Regions from separate parts of the Mus musculus genome. Here region 2 is linked to region 1. Evidence: chromatin loops called from intact Hi-C (ENCODE). Cell type or tissue: gastrocnemius. All regions are shown on one strand. Each heading gives the region's core, and the rest is flanking DNA. Links, peaks and the distances in the headings are about the cores only.

Region 1 (8,377 bases), core at 283-8,282:
TAACCTGTGGCTCAGGTGAGCCCAGAACTCTTCATTCTCCTGCTTTACCCTCCCAAGTTCTGAGATTATAGATATATACTGTCATTCCCGACTGGATTTTTTTTTTGTAAGTTAAAATTAAAAAAAAAAAGAGAGAGAGAGAGTTTATTTTTCCCGTGTATTTGTGTATACACATGTACACATGTGGCATACGTACATTTTCCTGTACGTAACTGTGCACACCTGTATGTGGAGAACAGGTTAGTGTCAGGTGCCTTCCTCAGTTGCTCTGCCTGATTTTTTTTTTGGACACAGGGTCTGGACCAGGACAGAATGTGGAGCTCATCAACACAAGGCTGGTTGGCCAGTGAGCCACTGAGTCCCCCTGTCTCGGACTCCCCGGCGCTAGGGTAACACACTACCACACTCGGCTCTTACATGGGTGCAGGGGGTTTGAACTCAAGTCAAAAAGGTCCAATTCTAAAATAAACATTTAAAAAAATCAATTAATAATAGCACAGGTGGTGGCTCTATTAACTTTTAAAACTCAAGCTCCTGGAAGTGCCATGGACTGCCTCCTGGGAAAGCACTTAAGGGCACTCACTAACCACAGATCCTCCAAAGCTCAAACTCAGCAGAGCACAGAGTACGGTGGGCCACAGAGCATATGCCCTAGTGAGTTGGGAAGGAGGTGGGCTCTGAGCCTGGGTCATTTTTTTTTTTATGAGACAGGACCCTTGGTATGAAAATGCTGTATGGCTCCCAACCTCAAAGTAAATACAACTTCTCTGTGGCTTCTGAGACAAGGCGATTTCCCCTAGGTACCAAGTGGGGCTAGCATGAAAAAGGGCTTAAAGATTTTTGACATAAGCTAAGTACCGCATTGTGTGTACCCATCATCTTGGCTCCAGGAGTCTGAGACAGGGAGGTTGTGAATTGGAGGTCAGCCTGGACTAGACTGTGTTTCAAAAACAAAACAAAACAAACAACAAACAAACAAAAACCAAGGGAGGTCATGTGGGCTGGCTGAGTGTAAGGTGCTTATCACCAAACCCAGTGATCTGAGTTAAGCCCCCAGGACCCACAGGATGGAAGGAGAGAGCTGACTCCCAGAGCCGTTCTGCCGCACGTGCCCTGGTGTGTTTGATCCTCCCCATCCTCCAGTTCCCCCTAAGCACCCCAAAGTGAGAATTTGGATGTAAACTATTACGTTCCAGCCGTCTAGGACGTTCTGGCAATTTACAGGTGTGTCCTTGGGACATGGGTGGGCCAAAGAGACCCATTTAGCCTTTTATACAGCCTTGATGAACACAGAAGAGCCACTGTAAGCTCCCTCGATGGCACCCATCTTTCTCAAAGCTCAGGTGCAAGATGGTGGTGGCCCAGGAGCAACCCAAGGTGGAGACCACGGGGACAGAAAAGAAGCCTCAAGTCCAGGGTCTCATTCTGCCTTGTCACATCCTCTGGGTTAACTCTTCTGATGCGGGTGGAGAAGTGATTCAAGCTGGGAATCATAAAGAGAAAATCCCGGGCACACAGAGGGAACACAGAGGAGACAGAGTTCAGAAGACTCCAGCTCCCTCTAACCAGCCCTACCGCAGGCTGGTACATGTCCCTCCAACAGAGAAGGACCCGTGTATTTCCTGACTTTCAGAAAGGCCCTGAAACTCATTGACCAAAATAAATAAAGCTTTGTGGGTGCATAGCCATGCCCACTCTCTGACCTCCCTTTGTGCTTGCTTTTTTTTTTTTTTTTTTTCCTGTTTTTCCAATTGGAAAACTGTGACCAAAGAAAAAGAATATTACGCTCTGGGTCCCGTAGAAGTTCAAAGACTTTTTCTAAGAGGGAAGCCAGGACCATTGAGACATCTGACTTCCACATCTTCCTCCCAGCCTACAGTTTAGATCCCACCTTGACTGCTAAGTAGCTGTGCGTCCTTGACAAGTGACTCAAGGACTCTGTGCTGACATATGGTTTAGGTAACTGAACGCTGTGACTTACTGTAATCCCAGCACTCAGAAGACGGAGGCGGGAGAATCACAGGCTAGCCTGGACTACATAGCAAGATCCTGCCTCAGAAAAAGAAAATGTCTAATTCAATGAAGAACCATAAAAGCCAGTCTCGCTGTTCTCTGCTCACTCTCTCGGGCATCAGAAGGAGCAGGGATCGTGACCTACATCCTCAACGCTGGTCCATAATTGGTGTCAGCCAAGTGTTGACAAGCAACTATTGAATACATACTCCAACAACTTTCAGGACACAAATGTACAGTAAGTGTGACCTTCACTGAACTTGAAATCAGGACCTAAGCAATCCATGACAAGGCAAACCATTCCTGGAGAGGGTCCGCTTCTGCCAGGTGACAGACTATCTGAGGAACTGGAACAAGGGAGAAGAGTTGGGGGGGGAGGGGAATGTCTGCAGTCCCCACTCCACCTCATCCCCAAGCTGAGATGAGGGGACAAAAAGTGAGTTCCTGAATATGGGAGCCACTCTGCTCACCTCCCCTATGTCTAGGGGCAGGCAGGCAGCCCTAGAAGCCGCAGCTCTTCTAGATCTGTTTGCAGGGTAGGGGGTAGGAGTCTGACCGTGTGACCTTGGCATGACCTGTCATTACTTTTTGTAAAGAAACTGGTTTCTTTGCCAAGCAGCACAGTCCATTTCCACCCAACCCCTCTAAAGGAGTTAGGGGAGGGGTGTTAACTTGGTATTTCTGGGAGTCTTGGGGGCGCTCTGTGGGAGGCATGGGGGGGGGGGGTCCTGCACTTCACAGACCTCAACATACTAAAGTAACCGTCCCCATCTCCCTCACCAGTGTGCTCTGGCCTCTGGATGTCCCCACCCCTCTGCACCCAGCACCCGGGCAAACGATGTCCTTGTCCCTCCAGGTCTGAACAGCTGCCTCCAGCTGGCTCCACCGGCCAATTAGTCCGAGCCGTCACCACGGCAACGGGCGCTGGCGGGCCGGGTGGCTGGCGTGCCCCGGGTCGCCCTCCTACTTTCCCCCCTCTGGGGTGGGTACCTAGGGGTAGGGGGTGAGGAGTTGCAAAGTCACCTCGGGTTCTCTCCTCCCAGGGAGGAGAGCGCGAGGTTGCAAGTCCCACGTAGGGCCCCTGACCTAGCTCCAGAACACGCACAGGTGCCTGCTCTGGGACACCCGTTGTTTTGTTGTATTTTCGTGTTTTGTTTTTATTTTATCCAGTAAGTTTGTGGGAGCTGGGTGGTGCGCACTCCCGCGGCGCGCGCTCCCGGCGGAGGGGGCGCGGTCCCCGGTATTCCCTGGCCGTCGCCCCCAGCCACCGTCCTACCTGGATGTACGCCATCTTCGCCCGCGCTCACTCACTCCGGCCCGGGCATGGCGTCGCCACAGCCCCTTTGCCCTCGCCGATTCGGCGAGGTGGCACAGCCAGCCGGCAAGATATCAGTGGGCGGCCGGGTGGCCCCAGACGTGACTGGCGTGGCTGATGAGCGGCGCCCGCCCCTCTGCCGACCGCCCCGTCCTTGCCCAGCCCTGCGGGGCCGCCTCCCTGGAGCGCAGAACCTGGATGCCCGAGGTCCTCCGCTTCGGTTTCTGGTGGGCCGGCACCCACATCCACACCTTGGGGTGCTCCCTGGTTGCAAAAAAGCTGGAGCGCCTGGCCAGGGAGCCCCGGGAGAGCCGCGGGGACTGCGGCGACCCCGGCGCAGGCGGGGCGGGCGACGCCAGGGCCGGAGTGCGGGAGGCGGGGGAGGGGATGGGACCTCAAAGGGGTGGGTGGGGGCGGTGCCCGGGTCAGCGCTGCGGGCAGGCACCTATCCACTGCCTGATCGACAGCAGGGCTTTCGGGCGACTGCGAGGCGGAGGTGACACTGCGCTGCTAGCTGTGGGTCTGGAGTTGGGGTGTCTTCTCCATCCTGCCCTCTCCCCAAGCGGCTTGGCGAAAGTTTTATACCAGCCGCACCCGATGCGCCTAGAACCCGGCTGTGGAGTGTATAGAGGCTGAAGGGCGGGCACCACCCTGGAACCTGGTAGTCCCCCCACCCCAGGGCAGTACTGTGGTAGGGGGATGCTCACCCTCGCTAGGCTTTGCGTGGGCCCCTTTACCCTAACCGGTTGGGCTGAATGAAGCCCTGGACGCAACAGGTCTGGCGAAGGGCGGCGGCGCAGCGCCACCCAGCGTTTGGCTGCGCCCGGGGGCGTGACTCGGCCCGATGGCATCTGGGACCCATGTCCTGGACTTGTCACCGAGATTTGGCTTCGCCTGCCGGCCCTTGGGGCTGAGCCCCAGCACTGGAAGATTCCTAGCGTATCTTCCAGCCCAGGATCTCCATCGCAAGGACACCAAGCTTGGCGCAATCCTCCGGCTAAGGACCTGAAGTGGACCGTGGTCCTCCTTGGGTTTCCATTTTCCATGCCTGGCAGCTGGTGTCGCTGCTCGCCAGCTCATCAAGCTTGTCACTTCAATCTCTTGGCGGCCCTGTCCTTTCACCATTAAAAATGGGGTCAAATTTCTGCCCAGCCTAGCTTCCAGGGGAGGTAAACGAGTAAAAAAAAAAAAAAAAAAAAAAGCAAGTAATTAAGTATGTAATACACACAAGGAAAAATCTAGCTTTTGGAAGAACGACATTTGTAGCACAGCACGAGACATGTTGAATAACGCATCCCCTGAGCCTAACAGCCATCACCTTCATTAGAGCAGCTGTGCTGTTTGTAAGAGAATCCGAGGTAGAGTTTGTTGACTTGTAGCCTTCCCTCAAAGTTGGAAGACTGGGAAGGGTCGGTGGACCCTCGCTTAGATTCTGGCCACTCCCTCCTGCACCTCCCAGCCATTGTATGTAATTCTACCCATCTGCATGAACCCTGTCTCAGAGATGCTAGAGTCTATGTAGACAGACTGTGGAAGGTTAGTTGAAGCGAGGTGGGTTGAGGGATGACCTTCATATATGCAGCAAAAGGAAAGAGAGTCGCCCCCCCCCCCGCCCCCAGCGGTGCAGCTGCTTTGGGGTCACCCAGGCTCGTGAAAGTAAACCACATAAACTCTGGTTCTCCAAGCTGGGTTTCGGTGGCCTAGCTCTTTGTTTTGTCTTTGGAGCCCTTTGGATAAAGTGTTTATGTTTGTCTTGGGAAAGGATACATTGAGGGTAGGTAATGGGGCTGGCAAGTCCTGGTTTCCAGAGCATCACTTCGGTACCTTACCCCCCACCCCCAACCCTCTGTATCTCTACTACAGAGCCCAGAGCTGGGTAGGCCCAGGGCAAAGTGTCTGCTTGTTGCTGCACATTTTGTCCCCTGCTCTGGGACAGCTCTTACTTACAGATTCATGGGGAGACTGAGGTGCAGAGGTAAGGCCACCCCTCCCCACTAAGGCAATGACTTCCCTGGTCCTGCTTGGCAGGTTTAACCTGGTTTTCAGTGTTTCCTTTGTGGGAAAGGGGGCTTCACAGAGGATGAGTACTTCGAGACATGGGTGGGGGTTAGAGGAGTTTGCTAGGTGTTTCTTTTAATACTAATATCTAACTTAAATTATTATTTAACTTATTGTTATTATTTATTATTATTATTATTATTAAAATTTAAAGTTCTCACCATGTAGCCCAGGCTGGCCTCAGACTCTAGATCTGCCCCCCACCTCAAAGTGTGGAGTTACAATCGTGCAAAGTGTGCCCTGCTAACCTACGCTCATTTCCACACCCATCTTCTACACTTGGCGCACATTCAACATTTTAATTTTTAGATAAACTCGAAGTAGACTGCTTTACTGTCTATCTGTTTAGTTGTGGAAAAATAGGGGAGACTTATAGAGATAAAGACACTTGTCAAGAGGGTACACAGAGTCCAGGGGATAGCATCCAGATTCAGAAGGCCTAAACTTAAGCCCTAGCCACTGTGGCTGGTGGGATGCTTGATCCTAGGGGGAAGGGAGATGAACATCTTGCAGCAAGCCTAAGACATTGATAGTTCTCTCATCTGGCTCCTTTTCCCCTCTCCTTCCTTCCCTTCCCTCTGCTCCACCTGCCTCCTCTTCTACCATCCTCCTTCTCCTTACCACTCCTTTCCCTGAACCCTTCTCCCTGGTCTTTTATAGGCAAGGTCCCACTGTGTACCCATAGCTTGCCTCAAACTATTCACAAAGCCAAGCCTGGCCTTGAACTCTCCATTCTCCTGCCTCTCCCTCCCTAGGGCTGAGATTACAGGTGATTTGAAGTCTGTGAGAATATTAAGCACCCCTAGTGAGGAAATAAAAGTGTTTATTTGATGGGGACATCATAGAATCTGCTAATCTACTTCTGTTGTTAGTAGATGTCTTGGTTGTTATGCAAGGTACCTAGAACAATGGGTGCTTAGTAAATATTTAGGTGCTTGCTGAGTGCGTAAATATAAATGGACAGTAACGGCCCCATTACAATGGGGTACTGAGCATGTCACACGATTCTTGTTTAATCTCTGTTGGAACTCTGAAAAACTGGTACAGTTGCCATCTATCTCCCTTTTGTAAGTGAAGAGGCTGAAGTATTGGCTTGGAAGGCAATATGAGTTATCCACAGGAAAGACGGGATAAGCTTATCTGTTTCCCAGTAACGGGCCAGCTGCTCATGGCTTGTCCCATCCACAGATGAAAGAGCCAACCAGAGGTGAACTTAAGCCTTTCAACAGATGAGTTTGTTAGGTCACTTCAAGACTGGGTTCCGGGGTCCTGGGGTCTTTTGATCATTTCTCTGTCCTTCATAGGCACTTGCACCCCAGCTCTGAGATGTCTGGACTCAGACCAAGGTTGTGTCTGTTTCTTTGAGGCAGACGGCACCTCTGCTTGTGGTGGACAAACTTCTGTGGACAAACTACATGTGACTTGTGGGGGTGACAAAGGGGAAACCCCAGGGGTACAGTGCTGAGGGTCAGAGATGGCTTCTTGAGGGACTGTCCTTAAACCAAGTATTGCAGTCAAAGGGATTGTTCTAGAGGCCAGTGGTTCTTGATTTCAGAGAATCTATGGAGAGGTGGGTGTCCATGGGGCCTGTGAACTCACTCAGCCCTACCAAATCCTATAATTTACATTGCAAAGGCAGGCAGCAAACCAGAACACAGGCTCTGACCAAGGGAACGCCTTGGACTGTGTTATGGCTGCTGTAGACGCTTGAAGTCCCACTTGTACTTTTAAATAATTGTCTTTCTTATCAAGTTTATTTATTTATTGTGTGTATATATGATGTGTGTGAGGGAGGGAGGGAACAGGCATGTACGTGCCTCAGGAGGCATGCAGAGGTGAGAGGACAACTTTCAGGCATCTATTCTTTCCTTCCTCCATGTGAGCCCAGGGATGGGACTCACGTTATCAGGCTGAGCAGCCAGTGCCTCTATAACCACACAGCCCATGTTTGGACTCTTTATAGTTTGCAAATTGCAATGGTTAGGAGGCCCACCACTAGATCTTTGCAATGAGTGTATCAATAATGAAATATATATAATGTGGGTTTGATGGCCCATGCCTATAATGCCAAACACTCAAGAGACAGAGGCAAGAGAATTAAGCATTCCAGGCCAGCCTGTGCTATGTGGTGATACTCTGATTCAAAGTCCAGAAGAAACAGTCTAAATATTTGCTCTATCCTCACAGGCAAGTACAGCTCTCACTCCTTAGCAAGACAGCAGACAGGGAGCATTACAAAAACCCCACGACCAATCCAAAGGCAGAGTTGTGAAGCTTACCCACAGTGGGTACATCTACAGAACAACTCCTACACCTAAGGCTCAGGGGAGTTTGTGGAGGAGGGGGTGGGAAAAGCCAGGATCAAGGAGTATGATGTGAGATTGTGAATGCCGGGAATGTCAGAGGCCACACCCATAAATCCTGCCGCCGTGACTGCCTCAACATGCACAGAACAATGGCAATAGCAATAGGCACGAGGAAAGACCACAAGGCCCCATCCATACAGCACACTGTGGGTTACTAAGGAACTCCGAGTGGGAGAGATAGTCTTCCCCATGGAAGAGCACACCAAATGGTCAGCCCTGAAAACATACATACATACAAGTAACATTTTACAGACCAAGCAGGTTATATTTAGAGATGTTATGTATACATATATGCACGCAACAGCAATTAATGAAAAAAGAGGTTACAAATTTGAGTGGGAGCAAGGAGGGATGTGGGGGGGGGGGTTGGATACAGAAAAAAGAGGGGAGAGATCATGTAATTATAATCTCAAAAATTAAAGAAAGCATAAAATAAATAAATAAAAATCTAGGAGAAAGAGAAGGAAGATAGATATTCTTCCCATTTCAATTTGTTTAAATATTTTGATAAGTGCATATTCAAGCAGTTAATTTCTCTGTTCTGTGATGTAACTATGTTCTATATTTGTAAAAGCATTCTCCTAAATTCAGTCTTTAGGCTTTCATGGACTGGCCATGGGCCAAT
Region 2 (8,377 bases), core at 284-8,283, 48 kb after region 1:
ATGCCCAGCCTCACCACCTGAGTTTGATTCTCAAACCTGCATAGTGGAGGGAGAGAAGTGTTCTGCAAGTTACCTACCCTCTGACCTCCTCGTATATGCAAGCACACACACACACACACACACACACACACACACACACACACACACACACTTACTTTAAAAAGGAAAGAAAAGAAAGAAAGAACTGTGTTTTGGTTTTGGTTTGCCTTATACCTGCATCAGTCACATGGTACATACTTACTCTGTACTTTAATGCTAATCCATACTGATAAGACCTTAGTGCTAATATCTATTGCCAATAAGTAGTATCTTCTCAGATTTTCTGATACTAGAGTCCAGCCAGGTTCCAAAGATCACCCAAAGTCACACAGCCTTTGCAGAGCTGTGCTTCCATCTAGAGGAGTCAGAAGGCAGGGTGGCCAGGGAAGAGGTCCATGTGTCCTTTGGGCATTTTTTTTTTTTCTGAGTCCTTTGTGAGGACTCTTACAAACCTGGAAAGCCTGCGCTTTTTCATAACACGAAAGTCCCAGGAACAATTTGAATGTATTTGAATAGTCGTCTGTATTTGTTCACACTTATTACACCTTGCTGCTGTATAAGGGGAGCAAGGGTAAATGACTTAGAGCATATGGGATCCCAACCATAGAACCAGGATAGAGGGTCATCCCAGCATTAGTCCAGGAGATCCTGACTGAACTAGTCAGGCTAAGCAGAAGTGTGTGTGTGTGTGTGTGTGTTCACTCACATTTATATGTGAAAGCCATAAGTTAACCTTGGGTGTTATTCCTCAGTGTCATTCCTTGGGTGCTATTCCGCCTTGGGTTTTGAGACAGGGTGTCTCACTGAACCTGAGGTTGCTGTTTCGGTGGCCAGCAGCTCCAGGCATTGGCTTGTTTCTACCTCCCCAGTGCTGGAGTTTCACATTCGGGCCATCGTGTGCTGCTCCTCCATACCTGCCTCCTCCTCACAGAGGTTCTGTGGATGGAACAAGGGTCTTCGTGCTTGTGAGGCGAGTGTTATACTGACTGAGCCATCTCCCCAGCCACTGGATTTATTTTTAGATCCCATGTATGCTGTTGCCAGAGTCCAGAGGATTCCTAGGGTGTCCTCACAAGGTGCCCCCCTTGTGTTTAAGTTGATACCAAGATTTACCACCACACATCCACCCCTTGACAACCTGACACACAGTCACCTTGCCTTATATCACCCTTAACTTCCAAATAAAAACAATAACTAGGTCATAATTCTGCCCAACATGATATAACTAGCCACATACAATCACTAATTAGTTATATATTTTAGACTAGATGGCAATGTCCCTTGAGGGATGCTTAGTCTTTTAGAGTTTCATGACGTAAATATGATAATAATCACTAATATTATCTCAACCTATGTTATATTACATTAGAGAAATGGAAGAAAGCAAAATGTCTGCTTAGTGTATATGTTCATATGTGTTCACATTCTTAGCAAAATACGACAGAAACACTGTGTCCATTATAATCGTGTCTGCAGCTGGTCACGTGGCCTTAGCTGGTATGTATAACTACCTTCCTTGATATTCTGTATTTCCTCCAGTCTCAGTAAGCACTTCAGCAGGTCTTGGCTCTTTTCCTGGAGGAGTGACCATACCTTCATTCCTGGGGAACGGTATCATATCAGTTGGTCTCTGCTGTGGGTAGATCTGGCACTCAGCAACACCCGTAGCCAGGTCAGGCTTTGTGAGTGAAAGTCTGTTTTGCTGAGCCCCTCTACAACCTGCGTCTCCGCCACCACGGCCACTTTGTTCATGCGCCTATTGGGTAGTGACAGGGATGGATTCCAAGAGGCCGACTTTTCCAGAATGTGTATTAGATAAGAAAGTACAGACTAGCTAACAAGATGAAGGGGACAGAAATACAGCCAGACATGGTTTAAGGGAAAATGTGTGGCGTCAAGGTAATGGAGGAATCCAAGGAGATCCTACTTCAGGTTAAGCTGGATCTAGGTCCAGTAAGTCCACATGTACCTATTTCCCTTCTGCCTCTCAGCTCTGTTTTCTCCTAATGGACTGGGCTCTGACAGGTCACCTCTGTATGCCAAGGGTTAGCCTAGCTGCACATTTTTCTGGGTTCGAAGGAAAAAAGTGTCTTGCTTCCCCAAAAGTTGTGACCAGTGCTATGCCTTGGGATACTGCCAGGTCATGTGTGAAGAGTGACCAAGTAAGAAAGGCAATGACAGTCCTCCCCTGGATTGTGCTTTCACCTCCAGATTCTATGTTCAAGCCCAGCCCCCAAGATGCCCATGTGGAGACAGGGCTTTGAGGAATTCACTATGTTTAAATGAGGTTGTAATGATGGGCCCCTAATCTGATAGAATCTGTGATGAGACATGGATGGCTGGCTTCACACTCCTCACCAAGGGAAGACTGACCATACATAGGATACAGGGAGAGGTGCCCATCTCTGAGCTGGGAAAGCAGCCCTCCTCAGAAACCTAACCCCAGCAGGCCTCCATCTTTTACTTCCCAGCCCCCAGACCCAGGTGCCGATAAGTCCCATTGTTTAAGTTGCTCAATTCATGGTGTTTGCAGTCAGCCCACAATGACTAATACTCTGGGTACCCAGCCCAGGGAACAGGACAAAGGGTCACTGTGGCAAGGGTGTTCCCCTAGAGCAAGTCACAGTGCCAACAGAAGGGGGCTAGGAAGAGCAGAGGCACCACATTTATGTCTTAGTCTTACTTTTCACTCTGGTCCTCTTGTCTCTGGAGTAGCCAGGGTCGTGACACTAACTAGGTGATTAATTTTCCCCTATTAGATATGGTGGCACACTACCTCCTACCACCAAACAATGTCAACACCATAGATCAGAGCTCAGCAAACACTTTTCATGAGGACCCACCCTGAGGACAGGTTCATACTGTGAGCCAGGCTCCCACAGCTGCTCAGGTCTGCTCAGTAGCCACAGGGTAGCTCTGCTCATTTCCTGGGCCACTAGAATGAAGCAGTACACAGGAGTGGCCCGAAGCTACCAGGAATGGTGACACCCATTTGTAATCCTGGTATTTGGGAAGTTCAGGCAGGAAGATCGATCATAAGCTTAGGGCCAGCCTGGACTCCATAGTGAAATCCTGTCTCAAAATATCAGAACCACCAAACTGATATCTTCTACAGGTCTAGAGGCTTCCGTAGCAAAGCCACAGGGCCAGGCTCTTCTTCCCCTCAAAGCCCCAGAGTGATAACACTGCAGTGTCGGCCATCTCTTTCCTCTGAGTTTGTTGGCATCTCTGTCTCCAAATCTCTCTCTCCTTTGTTTTGTAAATATGTCAGTTGTAAACTGGGCATTCTGGCTCACATCTGTAACTTCAGCACTTGGGAAGCTAAGGCAAAGGGATCCTATGAGTTTGACGCCAGACTGGGCTACACAGTCAATACCAGACCAGCCTAGGCTGAAGAGTGAGATCTCTTGTTTGTCTCAAGACAACAAGAAAAGCCATGCCAGACGTGGTAGCACAGACTTGTGATCCCAGCTACTTGGGTGACAGAGGCAAGAGAAGCTATAGTTCAAGGTCTTCCTGGGCTACAGAGAATCCAAAGCTAGCATGGAAAATTTAGGAAGAACTTGTATCACAAATTTGAAAACTACAGAGAGGGCTCTGGTGCAGCTCAGGGGCAAAGCATTTGCCTAGTCCGTGTAAGGGCCTAGGTCCAATACCCAGGACCAACAGTGTGGGGAGAAGAACCAATGAGTCAGTCATTGGTTTTAAAGCCTACCTTAGTCCCGTGTGACGTCATCTCACATCATTTAGCTCAGCAAAGACACTTTTAAATGAAGTCCGATTCATAGATAGCAGAGCCAGAATGTTTCCAAGTTTGGGAGACACCTGACCCAAATCACTGTAGCAGCTTCAGAAAACACGTCAGCTCGTGAATGGAGTCAACTGTGCCACTTATTTACAGATGCTGAAGCCTGAGTTTCCAAACATTGAAATAGACACCACTTGATTTTTTTCCCCCAAGTAGTTAAGACCATAAACCAGGCATGGTAGCATGCACCTATAATCCTAGCTCTCAGGAGGCTTAGATAGGGGTATCATGAGTTCAAGTCCAGCCTAGACTATGGAGTTAGACCCTGTTTCAAGAAAACCAATTAGCTACTTGGTGCTAATAAATAAATAGATAAATAAATAAATAAACCTCAGCTTGAGAGGTCTCATGTAGATTTGTTGCCCTTCACCTTGAGCTTGGGGGCAAAGTATTAACTATTTGTATAGAGTATTACATGGATAGGATAACTTACAGAAAGATTTCTTCTTCCTTCTCCTCTTCCTCTTCCTTTTTTTTTTAATTTTTATTTTTTTGAGACAGGGTGTCTTTATATATTCCTGGCTGTCCTGAAACTTGCTATGCAGACCAGGCTGGCCTCAGACTCATAAAGACCTGCCTGCCTCAGCCTTCCAAGTGTGGGTCTAAAGCTGTGCACCATCAAAACTATTTGGGTTTCCTTGTCTCTGATCACAGCCTTGAGGGTTCAGTGGTCACTGGGCTCCGTTCCTGGGCCATAGCAAAGTGGGAGGAGTTAAGGAATAACACAGTGGTGGGAGGTGGGGGGTGTGTGCTTCATCTAATGGTGGGCAGGATACAAAGCAGAGACCATGTATCCCCTTTACAATCATACCCCAGTGACCTACATTCTTCCAGCTAGGTCCCACTTCCTAAAGTTTCTAGAACCTCCTAGAACAGTGAGACCAACTTGGCACCATGACATATGAACCAGTGGAGGACATTTCATGTTCAAACAGCAAAGGCATGTAGATTCTCTGGTCTGTTGAGCTGGCAGGTCTGAGTGGAGAACATGTCCAAATTTAGGTCTAAGAATGAACTTCTATTTTGTTCAAGGCAAAATGACAAGGGCAAGAAGAACTAGAGTGCTGGGTAGTCAGTGCTCAGTCATTTCTAAGACTTGTTTGCTACAGCCTCAACTAGAGTCCTCTCCACCAATGTAGTCAAAGCCATCTGTCTTCCTCCCTGCTTTGCTCCTGCAGTCCCCTGCGGGGTCCTCCATTCATAACACAGTCGCCAGAGTAGCTTTTCTACAACCTGAGAAAACCACATGGGCTCTCTTCTGAAACTTGACACACTTCTTTTTTGTTCAGAATAAACCCCCTAGAACATCTGTAATCTCTAAGATCCTGCAGAAAGAGCCACACACTCGGATATCTCTCCTGTGCTCTCTCCTCTCCTCCCTGAAGCTCCCTGTTCTGTCAGTACTTAGGTTACATACACACCTCCTAATCCTTCTAATCCTTTCAAAGAGCCCACTCCCTGATAACTAAGAATTCAGATATATGAGCCAGTAGGGGGCCATTGTTATTCAAACCACCACAGAGGCAATTCCTAAGTGAAGGTTTCCTCTTCCCAGATGACTCTAGTTTTTGTCAGGTTGACAAGAAGCAACCAGCACACCATCCTTGCTGTCCCGTCTCTAGGCTATTCTTTCCTATTCCCTTGCCTATGCCCTATACTTATCCCCTTTGACCAAAGTTCTGACGATGACTCATAGCTCCCTCCCTCCCTTTTTCCACATCCTGGAAGGGGCACCTTCCTTAACTCTGCCCAAAGAACCTAAGACAGCAGACCCCACCACTCTGTGCTCACACCCCACTTTATTTTTCTTCTAAACATTATCCATCTCCTGCCACATGACACAGCTGGCTCTCTATATCCTTAGATTCAACCAGTTGAGTGTTGAAAACATTGTTTAAGTTTTTCCTCAGGGACCAGGAAGATGGGTGAAGCATTTGACTCAAAATCATGAAAACTGGAACTCAAATATCCTCGAACCATAAAAGCCAGGATTGGCGCCAGGCATCCATCTTAATTCAGGGTTCCTACAGTGGAAGGAGAGAGTACTGATGCCTGAAGCTGTCATCAGACCTCTACACATATGGTCTGGCAGGACATACGTGCATGCAAGCATAAGAGTGTGTGTGTGTGTGTGTATGTGTGCGCACACACACACACACACAGAGAGAGAGAGAGAGAGAGAGAGAGAGAGAGAGAGAGATGTCCTGAACATGTGCAGACTTCTACATTTCAGATTGTTCCCTACAGAGGACTGTGGGATAAGAATTTACACAGCCTTGACATTGTATGAGGCATCTATCACAAGTCATCTAGAAATTATTTATAGTCAGGGGTTACACGAGTATCCTCTGCCTTTTGGGTTTTAGTATCTAAAGGGGTCCTAAAACAAATCCCCACCCCCAATACTGAGGGATGGGGAGTATGTGCCACCCCTCCCCGGGTACTCAGGGATGTGATGGGGAGTATGTATTGGCCATTCTTGAGATTTATTCTTTTGTCCTTGTGGAAAGTACTACAGAAGCAGACCTGTGTCTGTGTTCTTTTTCATGAATGTACTCCTGGCTCCCAGAGCAGTGTCCAAGACATGGTAATCCCTGATAACTATGGTTGGGCATTTGCTTAATGTCAGGTTACATTCGGCAAGGAGCTTTGCTTTGCAATCTCGTTGTTTCGAGAACATCACAGACTATACTTGCACACAGTAAGGGTGTCATCATCTACGGAACCACCCGGGGTCCATTCAGGAACAAAGCACACCGCCCTTGGCTGGACTTGCTGAGTGTTTCAGTTTCCCATGCCTGCTGTGAAATCACCATACACCGGATGGCTTAAAACCACCCAGGTGTGTCTGCTCAGTGCTGTGGTCTGGGTGAGGAACAACCAACCACACGGGCTGAGGTTGGCTCACTTGGTCTCCAACTGGCAGTGCTGTCTGGGGAGGCTGGGGAGCCTTGGCACGGGAGGCAAGGCTGCCAGAGGTGAGTCACGGGTGTGTGTGAGGGGTGGGGGATGTTACACCTTTGAGAGTTATGCCCTGTCCCCACCCCACTCCACCAGAGCTCTCTGCATTCTGATCCACCTGGATGTGAACAAGTCTAGCCCCACCCCCCATACTTCTTTACCATGATAGACTGTGCCCTCTAAGCCACAAGCCAAAATAAGTTCTTCCTTCCTATATGGGTTGCTTTTCTGTTGCTATGACAAAACACCAGGACGAAGGCAACTTGTAGAAGTTTATTAGGAATTATGGCCCCAGAGTGATAAGAGTCTGTCACCATAACAGCAGAGAGGCGTGGAAGCAGGTAGGTGTAGAAGGCACAAGTCCTCACAGATAAGGAGAAACAAGGAGTGTCCATCACACAGGGCTGGCTCCTCAGTGGAGGAAATGGATACCTCGTTTCCACCCAGAAGGATGGGAGCAGATGTTAATAACCTGGTGACCTTTCCTATCTGTAGAGCCAGACCTCACCCCAACCCCCAGAATGTTTATCCCTGACTCTCCCTCCATGGACTTTTATCTTTAGCTTTGATTCTCAGCCAATAGATGGCATCCTTAGGGGAGCTGTCACATGTACTTTATAGTCTGGTGACCTCTACACTATCTCCAGATCCTGGGCCCTTAAGCTATAAAGTCCATCTTCATAGCAGATATCACTTGTACTTGGCAAAGAGTTTTGATACAGTCACACCTGCAGCTGTATTGTACACATAGGATTGAGATAATTGTTTCCAGAAAACGTTTTTCCAAAATTGGACTGGGCTTAAAGATGTCTAAAATAAACTGGTGTCAGACTTCAGAAGTTTGAACCAGAGCCCGACTAAGACACACTAACGGGTTTGCTTCTTACCTCATTGCTTCCAGAGGTCACCTCAGGCAGTCATGGCAGCAGGAACAGCTGAAAGCTCACACCGCCCACCACAAGCAAGAGGCAGAGAGAACACGCTGGGAATGGCACAGGGCGTGCCCATGACATACTTCTCCCAGCAAGGTCACACCTCCTAAACCTACCTAAAGTCACCGACTGGGGACCAAGTATTCAGCTGCCTGAGAATGTGGGAGACATCTCACTCAAACCACCACACTTACCACAGTCCCTTAAGTTGAGTAACAGGAAAGCAATGGCTGTGCTTCCAAGAAACAGAATTTAAGGTGTCAGAGGGCTGGGCCCCCTTGCAAGGAGAGGGTCCTTCCTGCCTCTTCCATGTTTTGATGTTCTAGCACTCCAGGGTTGTAGACACAAAACTCCAATCCTTGCCTACATCCACACATGGACTTCTCTGGGATTTTTGTCTCCTTTTCTGCTTCTTATAAGAACTCCTAGGTTTGTTTGTTTGTTTGGTTGGTTGGTTGGTTGGTTGTTTGGTTGGTTGGTTGGTTGGTTGGTTTTGACCTTTTTTTCCACCTGGGTAATCCTCTGGACATCACCAAGAGATGTTTAATTTATGAGTCTTAACTCAAAGATCTTTAATTATATCTGCAGAGATCCTTTTTCCAAATAAGGTAATTCTTGGGGATGGGCACATCTTTTT

Evidence for each region. Hi-C counts contacts between places; a loop is a spot of excess contacts. Peaks named below come from ENCODE experiments on the same cell type or tissue, not always from the same donor. Only the 100,000 strongest peaks of a DNase experiment are listed, where the experiment ranks them.
Region 2: a loop joins it to region 1, with 2.4 times the contacts of the local background. A loop is called at or near these places in 10 of 42 quality-filtered maps.

The regions. Positions count from the first base shown.
Region 1 is chr7:118,444,525-118,452,901 of GRCm38, forward strand. It overlaps a transcript of Syt17 not described here. Among named protein-coding and RNA genes, the nearest start is that of Syt17, 5.2 kb to the left of the region's middle. In gastrocnemius, for the core only: CTCF peaks have their summits at 4,165 and 4,370; DNase peaks (open chromatin) are centred at 2,945, 3,379 and 4,213; H3K4me3 peaks cover 1,929 bases; H3K27ac peaks cover 1,517 bases.
Region 2 is chr7:118,492,478-118,500,854 of GRCm38, forward strand. No RefSeq gene overlaps it. Among named protein-coding and RNA genes, the nearest start is that of Itpripl2, 4.7 kb to the left of the region's middle. In gastrocnemius, for the core only: no CTCF peak of the experiment used is centred there; no DNase peak of the experiment used is centred there; H3K27ac peaks cover 1,399 bases.